Regions from separate parts of the Homo sapiens genome. Here region 2 is linked to region 1. The links are chromatin loops, found by intact Hi-C in ENCODE. Cell type or tissue: PC-9. All regions are shown on one strand. Each heading gives the region's core, and the rest is flanking DNA. Links, peaks and the distances in the headings are about the cores only. Region 1 overlaps C5orf67 (chromosome 5 putative open reading frame 67). Region 2 has its middle 58 kb from the start of MAP3K1.

Evidence for each region. Peaks named below come from ENCODE experiments on the same cell type or tissue, not always from the same donor. Only the 100,000 strongest peaks of a DNase experiment are listed, where the experiment ranks them.
Region 2: it touches region 1 in a loop (6-fold over the local background); 1 of 110 quality-filtered maps calls a loop at or near these places.

What each region holds. Positions count from the first base shown.
Region 1 is chr5:56,541,138-56,546,520 of GRCh38, forward strand. All of the region lies in intron 2 of C5orf67 (chromosome 5 putative open reading frame 67), which reads right to left. Among named protein-coding and RNA genes, the nearest start is that of LINC01948, 62 kb to the left of the region's middle. RefSeq lists a silencer at 3,951-4,151. In PC-9, for the core only: no CTCF peak of the experiment used is centred there; DNase peaks (open chromatin) are centred at 2,474, 3,094 and 4,084; H3K27ac peaks cover 3,727 bases.
Region 2 is chr5:56,754,691-56,760,073 of GRCh38, forward strand. No RefSeq gene overlaps it. Among named protein-coding and RNA genes, the nearest start is that of MAP3K1, 58 kb to the right of the region's middle. RefSeq lists an enhancer at 2,022-2,523. In PC-9, for the core only: no CTCF peak of the experiment used is centred there; DNase peaks (open chromatin) are centred at 2,611 and 5,071; H3K4me3 peaks cover 437 bases; H3K27ac peaks cover 1,691 bases.

The DNA.
Region 1 (5,383 bases), core at 214-5,213:
TATTATAAATGACCTATAAGAAATAACCCTTTTTCTCTAGGAGCTCATATTTTTATATTAAAAAGATATGCAGATTATATAAGCAAAATGGAATAAGTTAAAGTATCAACCACAAATTGCTGCAACAATCTTTGGTATCATTTATCATCATCATAATTATTATTATTACTATGAGTAGCTGAAGAATAACCACAGGATTCAGTGTTTAATATGCATTCTTAGGCCAGGTGCAGTGAATCACGCCTGCAATCCCAGCACTTTGGAAGGTCAAGGCCGGAGGATCACTTGAAGCCCGGAGATTGAGATCAGCCTGGGCAACAAAGTGAGACCCTATCTCTACAAAATATTAGCCAGGTGTGGTGGCATGTGCTTGTAGTCCCTGCCTCTGGGGAGGCTGAGATGGGAGAATTGCCTGAGCCCGGGAGGTCAAGGCTGCAGTGAACTGTGATCAAGCCACTGTTCTCCAGCCTAGGTGACAGAGAGAGACCCTGTCTCTTAAAAAAATGCATTCTTGGCCAGGTGCAGTGGCTCACACCTGTAATCCCAGAACTTTGGGAGGCTGAGGTGGGAGGATCACCTGAGGTCAGGAGTTCAAAACCAGCCTGGCCAACATGGTGAAACCCCGTCTCTACTAAAAGTACAAAAAAATTAGCTCGGTGTGGTGGTGGGCACCTGTAATCCCAGCTACTCAGGAGGCTGAGGCAGGAGAATTGCTTGAACCCAGGAGGCTGAGGTTGCAGTGAGCCAAGATCACACCAATACACTCCAGCCTGGGCAACAAGAGCGAGACTCCATCTCAAAAAAAATGCATTTTTAGACTTTAGAATAAGCAAAGTTCAATGTGAACTTATAGGTTGGGAAAGGTCCTATGTGGGGTGGGCAGGCAGCAATGGGACTGAAGCCATGGAGGGGGTGGGTGGAATTCACTAGATGCATGGAAGGACAGCTCAGCAGGATACCTGAAGTTGAGGCTGACTAAAGTGTCGTCAGGATTTAAAGGTGTGACATGTTAGGAACTGAAAGTTTGTGTTAGAACACTGCAGGTGAGAAGCTTCTATCAGTAAAGAAGACGCTATTTTAGCAAGCTTTGAACATCACACTTGAGTGATGGAGACTTGGCACTCAAACAGCTAATAAGAAGTCATGTAGATTGTTTAAGAAATGGAGGGCATGTGGAGATTGGCACTTGAGGGCTAATCATGGGTAATTTGCCCACCTCTTTTGAGTCTCAGTTTCCTCATCCACGTGGGCAGTGGTGTGTAGGCTGGGTGGCCCAGTGGGGAGACTGGAGGAGACAGGGAGGTCAGTGCAGAGGCTGCTCTACAATGCTTCTGACAGAGGTGAAGAGATTCTCTAGGGAAGTGCTTCTTAAACTGCAGTGTGCACAAAAATCCCCTGAGACCTTGCTCAAATGCAGATCCTGATTGAGTCTCTGCCAGGACTATCTCCCAGGTGATGCTGATGCTAGTGATCAGGGACTACACTTGAGTAACAAGGACCAAGACTAAGAGTTACAGCAGAAATGGAGAGACAGAGATGCATGCATCAAAGGAAGACCTGGTAGAAGCTAGCCTTTGATGAAGTACTGAGACATCCTGCAACGTGGATGAAGGTGAACCTCCAAAACATATGCTCAGTGAAAGAAGCGAGGCACAAAAGAACACATAGCGTATGGTTCTGCTTTTTTTTTTTTTTTTTTTTTTTGAGACGGAGTCTCGCTCTGTCGCCCAGGCTGGAGTGCAGTGGCGGGATCTCGGCTCACTGCAAGCTCCGCCTCCCGGGTTCACGCCATTCTCCTGCCTCAGCCTCCCAAGTAGCTGGGACTACAGGCGCCCGCCACTACGCCCGGCTAATTTTTTGTATTTTTAGTAGAGACGGGGTTTCACCGTTTTAGCCGGGATGGTCTCGATCTCCTGACCTCGTGATCCGCCCGCCTTGGCCTCCCAGGTTCTGCTTATATGAAATGTCCAGAAAAGGCAAAAAGCAAAAATATTGGGCCAGTAAGCAGATGAGTGGTTGCTTAGGATAGAGAGTGGAAAAAGAAGTGATTGTGTGTGGGCATGAGGCTTTTTAGGGGGTGAGAAAAATGTTCTGAAATTAGATTATGGGGATTGTTATACAATTTTATAAACATACAAAAAATAGTTGAATTGTATACTTACAGTAAGTTAATTTTATGGTAAATAAAGTTGTTAATTTTAAAAAAAAGATTCAATACAAGTTTGTGTTTGAAACATAGGAGATAACAGAAAGGAAACAATACAAGAAGAAATTCATCTGTTAAGCCTGTTCCATGGACAGGCTAGCTTTTGTTCTCCCTTGCTTCCTCCTCTTGAAAACAGCGAGTCTGATGGACTGGGATCTGAGCTCAGAGCTAACCTAGGTATTTTAGACACTTCAGTAGTTAGAGAAATTCCTTTTAGTGATCCCAAATCACACCTTGGGTATAACTACCTCCACTGCAGGACTGGTCAGGTTAGCAACCTGGAAAGGCATGAGGGGAAAAGAATGAATCATCAGAAAATATATAGTGTAATCATCTGAAAAGGTGACTCACGCATGAATTTTTACATGCCTATTCTTTACTCAGACCCCAGTAATATCTCTTACATTGAAAAACTATACGTCCTCAGGTTTCCAAGCACAAAATTGTGTTCAGACATTGCATTGCTTTTACCACAATCTGCATACAGCACCAGAGTCTGGAGATTCTGGGTCAGTGTGATCCCAGGACCAGTAACATCAGCATCATCTGAGGACTTGGTAGAAATACAGACTCTTACGCTCCACCCTAGGATTACAGAATCAGAAACTGGGTGTGGGGCCCAGAAGTCTGTTTTAACAAGCCCTCCAGGTAATTATTTGCATGTTAACATTTGAGAACTACTACTGTAGGTCATGATATGTGCGTGCACACACACACACACACACACACACCAGCCTCACTTGGGAAATGATGCTTATTCCAAGACAAGAGCTACTGTCTTGTAAGGGCAGAAGTTATGATGGCAAATATACGGCAGGAATGCAACCACTTCCATCTTCCCTATACATGCCTGTCACCACTAATCCATCACTGCAATCTTTCATAATGAGTCAGGGTAGCAGTGCCTTTGGCCATCTAGCAGGAGAAAACCTCACCAGGTGTCCTGCACTAACATGGAGTTGGGTGGGGAAAGGCTGAAGTAGATTTAGAAATTGCAATGTGGAGAATTTGGCAGAAAGTGAGAGCCTGATATAGATAGTGTTACTAATTCCCCACGGTCTTGGGTGGCCCATAGGAGATTAAGAATTTCCTATTATCCAAGCTGGGGAACATGGGCTGAAAGATTGGTAGATCCAACAAGGCCTGGAGTCCAAACAAATAAACTCACAAAGTGCCAGAATCTCAAATCCAGAATTGAGGGGCAGAATGAAACTGTCAGATGCGAACATGAGGTCCCAAAGGCCAGGTGGAATCAGCCACATCTGGTGGAAACTGATGCAAGTTATCCAGTGACAAGGTAGGACAAGGGACATCCTGGAAGAGGTCACAGAAGATCCACGGGACAGCTCACACCAAAGACCCCCCTCCCAGCTTCCTTGTTCAAGAAGAGTAAGCTTTCCCCTCCCAGAAGCCATTTCGGGGAGGAGAAGGTAGAAAGGATTTTCTTTGAGAACACAGATATAGCCCTGATATTGAAATACTTAACTGAATACTTACCCCAAAGAGGCAGTTATAAACTGGAAGAGACTGGGTTATCTGTGAAACTGTGAGGTAGATAGGAATTTTAGATCTGTTTCAGAGAATAAAGTTAAAATTTGGGGGGCAAACATCTGATTTGTAACTGTTCATAAAGCTACCTATCAAAATGTTATGGATTTCAGGTTTTTTTTTTTTTTGTCTTGACATTAGTTTCTCCTGGTCCAGCTAAAACAAGCAGGGCGTGGGAGGCAGATGCAAAGGTCGGCATTGGCCTCAGAGGGTTGACCAGCTCCAGGTTTCAACACGAGGTGCCCCTTGTCCTATTTCAGAATGCTTCCCCTTCAGCCTAAAAGGTTTCAACAGTTAGTGCTTCCCCTTCAGCCTAAAAGGTTTCGACAGTTAGTGCCATTTGGTCCAGTCACATAATCACAGCTGGTAATTGGAGAAGGTGAACATGTGCTTCCAACATTCACTTTTCGTAGACTCATTAGGTCAAAGATCATCTGAGCAAACCCTCTCATTTTACAGATGAGGAAACCAAGGTCAAAGAAGCTAAACTAAGTTACTCGCGAGCTGTAGCTGGAAAAAAGCTGGAACCAGAATCCTAATTGCTCCAAGTCCAAATTCACAGCTCTTTCTAGCACATCAAGCTGCTCATAAACCAGAAATGATCCGTTCCACACACTGTAATCATAAACCAAAACCCAAAGATTCCAAGTAGTCTCTTTCTTGAAAGAAACCATTGGTGTTTGCTTTACTTCTTCTTCCTACATGTGTTTTGAGAGATGTTGTGAATCTCCTGATGAAAAGCTGTTCTGAGAGAAGCTGAGACAAAGCCTCAGTGATCTATGGCTGCCAAAGTCAGCCCCTCTGCAGCTGTACCAGGACAGAGGAGGCGGGGAGGCAGCCAAGCTGTCTTCAGTGCTGTATTCAGAGGTGCGAGCGCCTGGAATTCTGCAATCCAAAAGGGCCTTCTGGGGGTCAGCTGCCTTCTTAGTGTCTTTGAGGGATCACCCTTTGAAGAATCATCCTTCGACTGAAGGAGGACTTTGCACATGTCATGCAGTGTGAGTTTCAAAGACTGCCAGAATCCAAAGTCTCGATCAATCCATCAGGATGGGGACAACTTTTAGACAGGATCTGGTGATAATGTGGTGCATATCTTCTTTCTTCCATGACCTCAGAAATTTTGTTTTTAATTTGTGCTGGGAAGAAAAATGGAAATCAGAGCAATCACCTGGATAATTTTCTCCAAAAACACACATTTGCTTTAGTTTCCTGGAATGACTATTCATGAATGCGTTCAGATGCAAGTGTTATTTATCTGTTAGCCCCATAAATCTCATGGGGAGCTGTGCTTGGCTAAGGGTATCGGGTTGGAAGCCTAATTGCAACTCTTATCCAAAGTGACCAGAACCTTCCCAGTTACCCAGAATAAAGGACCCCCAGTTCCTTCTTTGTGTGTGTGTGTGTGTGTGTGTGTGTGTGTGTGTGTGTGTGTGAGAGAGAGAGAGAGAGAGAGAGAGAGTGCCATGTCCTTAAGTTGCATTTTCAGTATTGATTTTATTGTGGTCTGCTAATGTTTATATGGCTTAAAAAATGTTCTCTCCATGGATAAGGTCTCCACCTCTCAGGCCACAATAATACCTCGCAGAATGGACAAGCATGGATAATTTTCTAGTTTAACTCCAGGGCCAT
Region 2 (5,383 bases), core at 258-5,257, 210 kb after region 1:
ACAAGAGCTAACACCTGCAAATATTTATTATGTGCCAGTCACTGTCCTAAGCACTTGACCTGTATTAACTGAGAGAATCCTCACAAATCCCTATGAGGTATGTGCCATCATACCTATTTTACAGATGAGGAAAGGCAGATACAGAGAAGTAACTAACTTGCCCAAGTTCACACAGCTAGGAGGGGAGGAACGCAAATTTGAACCCAAGCACCTGGCTCCAGAGTCTGTGCTCTTAACTGTGGTCAACATGAACACTAGCTGACAAACCCCACGCTGCCTGGCATAGATTCCATGGTGTATGCTGGCAACAGAGGAACCAGAGCTAAGCACCAATGGGTAAAGAAGGAGCTGAGGAACAGAAAGCAAGTTTAAGGTATTTTTTAAAAACACACACACATACGCATGTGCATGTGTCTTTATAATAGAACGATTTATATTCCTTTGGGCATATACTCAGCAATGGGATTTCTGAGTCGAATGATATTTCTGTCTTCAGATCTCCAAGGAATTGCCACACTGTCTTCAACAATGGTTGAACTAATTTACACTCCCACCAGGAATGTATAGGGGTTCCTTTTTCTCCACAACCTCACCAGCATTTGTTATTTTTTTACTTTTTAATAATAGCCATTCTGACTGGTGTGAGATGGTATCTCATTGTGGTTTTGATTTGCATTTTTCTACATGCCTGTGTATGTTCATTGCATCACTATTCACAATAGTAAAGATATGGGATCAACCTAAATGCCCATCAGTACTAGACTAGATAATGTGGTACATTTACACCATGGATGTAAGAAAATGTGGTACATTTACACCATGGTACATTTACACAGGACATGGATGGAGCTGGAGACCATTATCCTTAGAAAACTAATGCAGGAACAGAAAACCGAATACTGCATGCTCTCACTTGTAAGTGGGAGCTAAATGATGAGAACACATGAACACATAGAGGGGAACAACACACACTAGGGCCCATTGGAGGGTGAAGGATGGGAAGAGGGAGAGGATCTAATGGGTACTAGGCTTAATACCTGGGTAATGAAATAATCTGCACAACAAACCCCCATGACACGTGATTACCTAAGTAACAAACCTTCACATGTACCCCAAACTTAAAAGTTTAAAACAAATCATCTTTATTATTTCTGACTATAAACATAATATGCTCATTGGAGAAAATATAGAAAATACTCAAAAAGTATAAAAAATCAAAATCAAAAATCTCACCTGAGTTTGTCTTTTACCCCTACCCACAGGTCTCATTCATTCATTTGCTCACCTCTTCTACCACTAATTCACTATCCATTTGCCAAGTTTCATGCATGGCTCTGTGGAACAAGTAATATTGTACAGTTCACATAAACTAACCCAGCTTGATTAGCTTAGAAGAAGTAATAAAGGATATGTAAGAATGTCTTATCTACAATTCAAGGCAAATTGTAATTAAAAGTAATACAAAAGAGGATGTTTAGGGCAGTGAAACAATTCTGTCTGATGCTGGAATTGTGGATGCATATCGTTATACATTTGTCCAGACCTATAGAATGTACAACACCAAAAGTGAACCGTAAGGTAAACTATGGATTTCGGTGATAATCATGTGTCACTGTAGTATGTTCATCAGTTGCAACAAATGTACTACCGGGTGCAGGATCCCGATGGTGGGGAAGGCTCTGCTTATGTGTGTATGCAGGCAGGATGCATATGGGAAATCTCTGTACTTTCTGCTCAATTTTGCTGTGATCCTAAGACCTTTCTAAAAGATAAAGTCTATTTAAACCAAAAAAAAATTCTCTTTTTTTAAGTAATAGAAAGTTAAAATAATGCTTTGTGAGTGTTTACTGTGGGCCACACAGAGTTCTAAAAAATTCTACATAATTAACTCATTCAATCCTTACAACAACAGAATGAGGTGAGACTATATTTAAGTCCCCCTTTTATAGATGAGTGAACCAACATGCAAAGAAGCTTACTAACTAACCAAAAGTCACTCAGAGAATGTGGTAAAGCCCGAATCCCAACCTGAACAGTGAGCTCAAAAACCTCACTCCTAATCTTGTCTCCTCAGCCTCTGTGGAGGTTTGGGACAACTAAGGATGGAGGGATCCCTCAGGTGAGGGAAGGTGGGGTGGGAAGTGGAATTTCCAGTGGGGAGGGGGTGGGGGAGCATCTGAGGTGGATGAAGAGTGAGCAGTAGTCCTCCTCTTTCCTGTTCCTGAAGCAATACAGAACCTTACAATAGCTTGCGTTGGAGTGTCTATGGGGGCTGAATGCTAGATTTCGGGTCACTGGGCCCTTCCCAGAAAGAACAGTACCGTCTGAAGCGTGCCCCTCACTGCTAAGTGCTGTAGATCCGTTGTGTCTTCAAGCCAGAGATGGAGATGTCTGTGTTCAGTTGGTCACCTCATCCCGCACCTCCCTCTTCCTTCCCCTCACAGCCCTATCTCAAATCACTTCCCAGCAATGACTTGCCCTTCTCCCTCCAGGGCTGTCCCTGCATTCCCCACACCCTCCCGGCTGGCACCTCTGCCCAGGCTGTGGTTTGGCCCCGGAGGTCTGGACTGGACAGGGACAGCCTGAGCTGAACCTCAAGGAACAGGAAAGTTCAGTGTTTGCCTGAGGCACAACGAGTCATTCAGCAGTCACTAACTCTCGCTCCTTAGCACTCCATCCCCCTGCAGAAACCTTCCCAGGGGACATGGGGACATTTAGCCCTATTGAAGAGACTAGCCTCCATTGGCCTACTTTCTTCCCTCACACTTCCTTCAAGGGGCTTTAGCAAGATTTATTTCTGACAGAAATGTCTTTCTGTAGACTTGTAAATATTCAGTCACTTCACAAGTTTGCTTAAAACTGTACCAAACTGTATTTTATTCCATTTTCAAAAATGATCTGTGGTAGCCTGACTTCAAAGTTGGCTGCCTTGGCTGGGCGCGGTGGCTCACGCCTGTAATCCCAGCACTTTGGGAGGCCGAGACGCGTGGATCACGAGGTCAGGAGATCAAGACCATTCCGGCTAGCACGGTGAAACCCCATCTCTACTAAAAATACAAAAAACTAGCCGGGCGTAAGTGGCGGGTGCCTGTAATCCCAGCTACTAGGGAGGCTGAGGCAGGAGAATGGCATAAACCCGGGAGGCGGAGCCTGCAGTGAGCCGAGATCGCGCCACTGCACTCCAGCCTGGGCAACAGAGCGAGACACCATCTCAAAAAACAAAAACAAAAACAAACAAACAAACAAACAAAAACAAAGATGGTTGCCATCAACTGCTGCCCTCTTGTAGACACATGCCACTCTTCCATGGAGAGGGGAGGCTGCTCCTGCACACCCTCGAAGCTCAGCTGGCCGGTGACTACTCTCAACAGAAGATACGGTGGAAGTGACATTGTGCCAGCTCCAGGCCCTGGTCTTTAAGAGGACTGACAGTTTCCACTTCTTGCCTCTTGGATCCCTGAGAGACACGGAAGAAATCCAGCCACTGTACTGGAAAGAGGCCACGTGGAGGAACACAGAGGGATCACGCATGTGCATGAAGAAGCCATGTTGAATGTCCAACCAGTAAAGCTTCCAGATGGCTCAGCCCCAGACTCCCAAACAAGAACTACTGAGCTCAGCTCATTCAACCCACAGAACCATGAAAAACAATAATATATTATTAAGTCACCATGTTTTGGATTTTTTTATGTAGCAATAAATAAATTATGATCATTCACTTTAACCCACTAATTCTAGGAATCTAGAAAATAATCCGAAATATAATCCAATATTCATGAATAAAGATATCTAATACATATCATTGTTGATCATATTAAAAAAAAGAGAAAAAACATAGGGCAAGGTTAAGTAAATTGTACATATGATCTATTGTGTAACATTTAAATAATGTAAATAATGCTAAGGCCAGGCGGTGGCTCACGCCTGTAATCCCAGCACTTTGGGAGGCCAAGGTGGGTGGATCACCTAAGGTCGGGAGTTTGAGACCAGCCTGACCAACATGGAGAAACCCCATCTCTACTAAAAATACAAAATTAGCCGGGCATGGTGGTGCAAGGCCTGTAATCCCAGCTACTCAGGAGGCTGAGGCAGGAGAATCGCTTGAACCTGGGAGGTGGAGGTTGCAGTGAGCCAAGATCATGCCATTGCACTCCAGCCTGGGCAACAAGAGCAAAACTCCATCTCAAATAATAATAATACTTAAGAAGAGTCTTTAATATCATAAAAATGCTTTCGACTTTTTAAAAAGAAAGAAAAGAAAATGAGTCACCAAATTATGAATTGTAGATGATCTCTACCACATAATATACATACAAGTAGAGATGATTGGAAGTGTGTTTGCTAATGTTGTCAGCATTTTTAACTGGTGGTAAGATTGTTATATTCTTCTTTATAGTTTTCTGGGCTTTTCTAAGTTTTCTAGAACAGGATTGTGTTTTTAGATTTCTTATCATAAAAGTAATACATGCCCATTATTTTAAAAATTCAGACAATTCAAAAGGGCAGAAAGGTAAAGTGATAGTCAACCCAAGGCTACCATTATAGAGATAACCACTGTCAACATTTGAATGTTAACATTTAGAATTTAACATTAATATAAATGTGCATTTTTTAATGTTAGGATACTATATTATTTTATATTCTGATTTTTGTACCTGTTTTATAATCAAAAGAAAATACATCTTAATACAGATAATTGTAACTTTTCTGAAAACATCTCATTGCCTTTTATCCCTCCTGTCATATAAAGTTTGCAGAGATGTGTGTATATGCACGAAAAATGCAACCACAGGAACATACACACCATACTTCAAAATGTATTACACAGTATAACAACTCTGCCTCTAAGCAGTAATTCATATATTAGGAAAGTTGATATTTAGCAAATTAGAGAAAAAGCTTTCTGGTACTCCCTTTCCTCTTATGATAGCTGGCCTGCCGGAAAGGAATCCTTGAACCTGAGCTCCCAGCCAGGGCCCGTGAGGCCTGGTAAGCATAATGGTAACAGGCAGGGCTCTGAGCCAGCCTGCCTGAGTTGGAATCCTCCTTAACTGGTTCTCTGACCTTGGGCAAATGACTGTAAGCTTCCATTTCCTTATCTAAAAAACAGGTAATTCTACTAACAACCTCAAAAGGATGTTGTACAGATCGACTTGGGCAGTCTATATGATGAGCTTAGCATATTCAGTTAATATCTAGGTGGTAACAATGTCATTATTCTTTCTTTCCGGAAAAGGCTGTCACATTTGATTTGGCATGAACCCCACCCAGACAACCAGCATTTAGTCTTTGCACATATTCTGCATACCTTGTATTAAAATACTTGAATTTAGGAAAAAGAAAAAAAGATCAGCAGCCACTATACAGTATATAGTACTGTACC